Regions from separate parts of the Homo sapiens genome. Here region 2 is linked to region 1. A link is an interaction called in ENCODE POLR2A ChIA-PET data of the cell type or tissue named here. Cell type or tissue: MCF 10A. All regions are shown on one strand. Links, peaks and the distances in the headings refer to the core of each region. The heading gives the core; the rest is flanking DNA. Region 1 overlaps TTC39A (tetratricopeptide repeat domain 39A). Region 2 overlaps RNF11 (ring finger protein 11).

Region 1 (2,808 bases), core at 95-2,594:
CCTGGAAGGCTTACTGGAAAAAGTGACATTTACACTGAGATGGACTGGATGAGAAGGAGTCAGCCAGATGGAGGGCGTTTCTAGGCAGAGGGAACAGCCTGTGCAAAGGCTCAGTAGTGAATGAGGGTCTAGAGTATCTGAGAGATGGAGACACTCACCTTGGCTGGAGTGGGAGGAGCTGAGGCAGGTCCCAGAAGGAAGAAGGCAGGGTGATGGACAGCGGACTGGGGATGGGGAGTCCATAGAAGCAACTTGGGCTGGAGAGGAAGACAATGAAGTGGGGTCTGAAAGGACCAGAAAGTGGAGTAGGGGGAGCTTCAGTGAGCACGAAGAGGAAGAGACTTGGAGAGGCCAAGGGGCTGCCTCTGCCTTCCAGTGCCCTCCCTATCCTGACAGCCGGTCTGGGCCCAAGAAGGTGGGACCCCAGTAGACATGTCCCAGAGTGAGAGGACAGCTCAGGAATGAGGGGACTAGCGGCCTAGATGATATATATGCAAATACAAACTTGGGTACAAGCTAAACTTGGAGTGCCTGAGGTTTGAGGGTTGTCATACCTCTGTACTTCATTTCCCAGTTCAGACTAGAGTTGGGGGCTTCCAGGAGGTAGGCTGGGGAGGGGCTAGTATTCTTAGCCACAGGTGCCTGTTGGGGCCTTGGGCCTCAGACTAGAAATTCCACATTTCTGCCAGCTGCCCGGGTGGGGCTGTCCCTCTTTCTGGGCCCAGCACCAGACAAGTTTCCACAGGTGGGGCTGGGCAGGTGGTGCTGAGTCCCGGGCCTCAGACCTGCAGTGGGAGAGGAAGAGAGAGACAAGGACTTGAGAGATGGAGAGGCCTGGGGGCTGGGGGTGTTATCTGGGGGATGGGTCTGTGTGCTGCCAGGGAAGCCCCTCCTCGAGGAGAAGGACTTTATGCAGGGAAGTGACGCAGGACACGGAGGGACTCATATTTACCGAGCTTTGGTGCAGTGGCCCCTGGCCTGGGTATTCTATTTAAGCCATGCAAAAACCCATTGGGGAGAAGAGTTAAGGTTTTCCTTCCGCAGGGAAAAACTTGAGGCTCAGAGAGGCTATGAGACATGAGACATGCCAGGTCACACAGCTGGTAGCTGGCAAAGCTGACTCCAACCTGTGTCTGAGGGACTCTGAAACCTGGTTCTGGCCCCCACTCTGGGCAGCCTGCTCCTCTCTACAAGCCACTGCCTGCAGATTAAGCAGTCCTAGCAAAGGCCTGGGAGCATCCAGAGAGTGCCCCTGGCTGGCGAGTGGTAGAGCAGCCTTGGTTTCCTTCCTTTGACCCTCAAGGATCACAGGAGTGTCACCCAGAAGTAACTTAACTTATGAGTGTTTTATGAACAGGAAAAGCAGGAAAAGGGGTAAAGTCACATGATTTCACAACCAAACAGCCTGTAAACCTTAGTCATCTCTCTTTCCTCTGAAGTTCCCAGCATAAACCTGGCACTGAGGAGATTCATAAATAATTCACGAGGAGACCTGGGGAAGGGAGTAAAGGCGCTCTCAGTCAGTCCCACAGTCTCGCAGGGACCCGGGCAGGCTGGCATTATCGTCCCCATTTTGCAGAAGCAGAAATCTAGGCCCAGACATGTTAAGTGACTCCCTCCACATACAGAGAGGACCTGGCATTGTTCCCGTCCCTCCCTGCCTGTTGCCTTCTCCATGTGATGGACTAAATGCCACCCCCTGCCCCCAACACACCCTTCAGCTGAGGAGCCTGGGTCGGTGAAGGAGCAGGGAGCCCAGAGGCTCCTGAGGCCACCTTGGCTCAGCCCTGACATCGGTGCTGAGGACAGAGATGAGTCACACACAAGCTCTGTCCTCGAGGTGCCCACAGTATGGGGAGAGCTGAGCCTATGCTGATGTCAGTTCAGCGTGGCCCGTGCCTCAGTTACAGATGGAGTCCCTGAGGAGGAGGCCTGGATTCCCAGTGGTCTGGGAGGCATTTGAGGCCTTGACAGATATGTCAGGAGATGTAGAGGAAGAGCATTTCTTTCTTTTTTAAAAAAATTATTATTACTTTTTAGAGACAGTGTCTCACTATGTTTCTCAGGCTGGTCTCAAACTCCTGGGCTCAAACAATCCTCCAGCCTTGCCCTCCCAGAGTGCTGGGATTACAGGCCTGTGCCACCACACCTGGCCGAAGAAGGGCATTGCAATCTGAGGGAACAGGCTGGGCAAAGGCCTGGAGGAGGGAAATGTGGGATTTTCTCATGGAAGGTTTGTGTGGTTCAGTGTGGCTGGGGGTGCAATCTTGAATGTGACCAGATGGGGGTGGGTGAGGAGCAGAAACATCAAGAGGGCTGGAGAGGTGGGCAGAGCCGGCGTCTCATGGAGCTTTAGCCCCGGCAGGATCTCCTAGGATGTGGGAGCCATGGGAAGGTGTAACCACTGGGCACCATGATCAGATGAGGGGAGGGAGTGGGAAGAGGCAGCAGGTGACTAGTGAGGAGGTCCAGGGAAGTGAGGTTGAGGGCGGCCCAGGGGTGGGGTTTGGGCTAAACAGGATCTCACAGACAGGACTTGGGCTCAGCCTGCAGGAGGTGGGGGCAGAAGGCAAGAGGGTGGCACTGGGTGCAGGGAAGGGCAGCCTCTGGCCGACATGCACTAAACCCTTTCTCAGTGCTCATGGCAGCTATGCTGCTGCCACCCCTACCGAGCTGATGAGGAACTGAGGCTCAAATCTGGTAGATCACTTAGGGCCACTCAGCAGGAAGAAGGCAAGCTGGAAACAGAATCCGAGGTCTTTTGAGTAGCAGTGAGCAGATTAGACCTGGCCAAGGCCCTCCCCGTGC
Region 2 (2,808 bases), core at 183-2,682, 59 kb after region 1:
GTCCTGGCAAGGATGTGTGGTAACAGAAACTCTCATTTACTGCTGGTGGGAATGCAAAATGGTATGCTTTGCGACCAGGCACGGTGGCTCACGCCAGTAATCCCAGCACTTTGGAAAGCCAAGGCGGGAGGATCACCTGAGGTCAGGAGTTTGAAACCAGCCTGGCCAACATGGTGAAACCCCGTCTCTACTAAAAATGCAAAAATTAGCTGGGCATGGTGGCACGTGCCTGTAATCCAAGCTACTCGGGAGGCTAAGGCACGAGAATCGCTTGAGCCAGGGAGGTGGAGGTTGTGGTGAGCTGAGATCACGCCATACTGTACTCCAGCCTGGGTGACAGCGAGACTCCATCTCAAAAAACAATAACAACAACAACAACAACAAAAATGGTATGCTTAGGGTGACAGTTTGATAATTCTCACACAACTAAACATATTATTACCATTTGATCCAGCAATTGCACCCTTTGGTATTTACCCAAAGGAGTTGAAAAATACATCCAACCAAAACCCAGAAACAAATGTTTACAGGAGCTTTATTCATGACTATCGAAATGTGGAAGTAACTATGGTGTCCTTCGATAGGTAAATAGATAAACTACAGTATATCAATGCAAATGGAATGTTATTCAGCACTAAAAAATAAATGAGCTATCAAGCCATGAAAAACATGGAGGAACTTTAAATACATATTACTACATGAAAGAAGCCAATCTGAAAAGGCTACATACTGTATGATTCCAAATATGCAACATTCTGCAAATGGCAAAACTATGGAGACAATAGAACCATCAGTGGTTGTCAGGTGTTGGGGGGAGGGATGAACAGATGGAACACGGAAAATTTTTAGAGCAGTAAAACTACACGTATGATACTATAATGGTGGATGCATGTCATTATACATGGCAAATCCATGTACAACACCAAGAATGAACTCTAAGATAAACAGTGGGTTTGGGGTGATAATGTTTTGGCAATCGTTGAATATTTCAATGTGGGTTCATTAAAAAAAATTAAATGTAGCTCTATCAAAATTCTAGCTGGCTCATTTGCAGAAATTGACAGTTGATCCTAAAATTCACATGGAAATACAAGGGACTAAGAATAGCCATAACAATCCTGAAAAGGGAGAACAACAACAACAAAAAAGACTCACACTTTCTGATTTCAAACCTTACTTATAAAGCTACAGTACAGTACTAGCCTAAGGACAGACATATAGACCAATGGAACAGAAGAGTCCAGAGATGTACTCTCATATTTATAGACAACTGATCTTTGGCAAGAATACCAAGATAATTCAATGAGAAAAGAAAACTATTTTCAACAAATGGTGCTGGAACATCAGGCTAGTCACATGCAGAAGAATCAAGTTTGACCCCCTCCTTGAACATACCAAAAGCTCCCCAAAGAAAAAAATAGACAAACTGGTTTTTATCAGGATTAATCACTTTTGTGCTTCCAAAAACACCAGCAAGAAAGTGAAACACAGCTGGGTGCAGTCGCCCACGCCTGTAATCCCAACACTTTGGGAAGCCAAGGTAGAATTGCTTAAGCCCAGGAATTCAAAGCCAGCCTGGGAAAAAGAGTGAGACCTTGTCTCTGCCAAAAAGACAAAAATTAGCCAGGTGTGGTGGCATGCACCTCTAGTCCCAGCTACTCAGGAGGCTGAGGCAGGTGGATCGCTTGAGCCCAGAGTTTGAGGCTGCAATGAGCTATGATTGTGCCACTGCACTCAAGCATGGGCAACAGTGTGAGACCCTGTCACTAAAAAGAAAAATAAAAAATTAAATGTAACAAACTTATCCAGAGTACAAACTGCTGAGTCTCTATGTCAGCTATAATGTACACATTGCATGATATATAAGTAGTAGAAACATATATATACATATTATATAGCATATTAATAGTATTAAAAATAATATAGTTCCTCTTTACAGATACTATGTGATAATTAAATAAAATAATGTATGTTATGCATTAAACAGTATGTTGGGGGCAATGTAAACACTCCCCTCACCAATGTATAAGCTATTGCTTTTCTATGCAAGTATTCTATTCAAGAAAGAGCCTATAATGAAAAGAAAATTGGAGCTATGTTTTTTTCTCCCAGAGTAAAGTTAGTAAGAGCCAGCATATACTTATGTGCTATTCATTTGAAAAAGGAACTAGGCTGGGTGCTCATGCCTGTAATCCCAGCACTTTAAGGGGCCAGGGCAACCTGAAGTCCAGACCAGCCTGGCCAATGTGGCGAAACTCTGCCTTTACAAAAATACAAAAAAATGGCCGGGTGCAGTGGCTTATACCTGTAATCCCAGCATTTTGGGAGGACGAGGTGGGCAGATCACTTGAGTCTGGGAGTTCGAGACCTGCCTGGCCAACATAGTGAAATCCCCTCTCTACTAAAAATACAAAAATTAGCAGGGAGTGGTGGCACACGCCTGTAATCCTAGCTACTTGGGAGGCGGCTGAGACAGGAGAATCGTTTGAACCCAGGGGATGGAGCTTGCAGTGAGCCGAGATCCTGCCACTGCACTCCAACCTGGGTGACAGAGCGAGACTCCATCTCAAAAAAAAATTAAAAATACAAAAAAATTAGCCAAGCATGGTGGCATACACCTGTAGTCCCAGCTACTCGGGAGGCTGAGGCACAACTGCTTGAACCTGGGAGGCAGAGGTTGCAGTAAGTGGAGATCGTGCCAATGTACTACAGGCCTGGGCAACACAGCAAGACTCCATCTCAAAAACAGAAAAAGAAAAAGGAATTCATTCAAGGAAGCAAGGAATATCTAACTCTAATCAAGGAGAC

Evidence for each region. Peaks named below come from ENCODE experiments on the same cell type or tissue, not always from the same donor. Only the 100,000 strongest peaks of a DNase experiment are listed, where the experiment ranks them.
Region 2: POLR2A ChIA-PET joins it to region 1 with 5 read pairs; 4 of 35 experiments call an interaction of 5 or more read pairs at or near these places.

Annotation. Positions count from the first base shown.
Region 1 is chr1:51,313,064-51,315,871 of GRCh38, reverse strand. The region is part of intron 2 of TTC39A (tetratricopeptide repeat domain 39A); the gene reads left to right. Among named protein-coding and RNA genes, the nearest start is that of TTC39A-AS1, 15 kb to the left of the region's middle. RefSeq lists an enhancer at 2,100-2,808. In MCF 10A, for the core only: no CTCF peak of the experiment used is centred there; DNase peaks (open chromatin) are centred at 1,421 and 1,751.
Region 2 is chr1:51,254,238-51,257,045 of GRCh38, reverse strand. The region is part of intron 1 of RNF11 (ring finger protein 11); the gene reads right to left. Among named protein-coding and RNA genes, the nearest start is that of RNF11, 19 kb to the right of the region's middle. In MCF 10A, for the core only: no CTCF peak of the experiment used is centred there; a DNase peak (open chromatin) is centred at 1,535.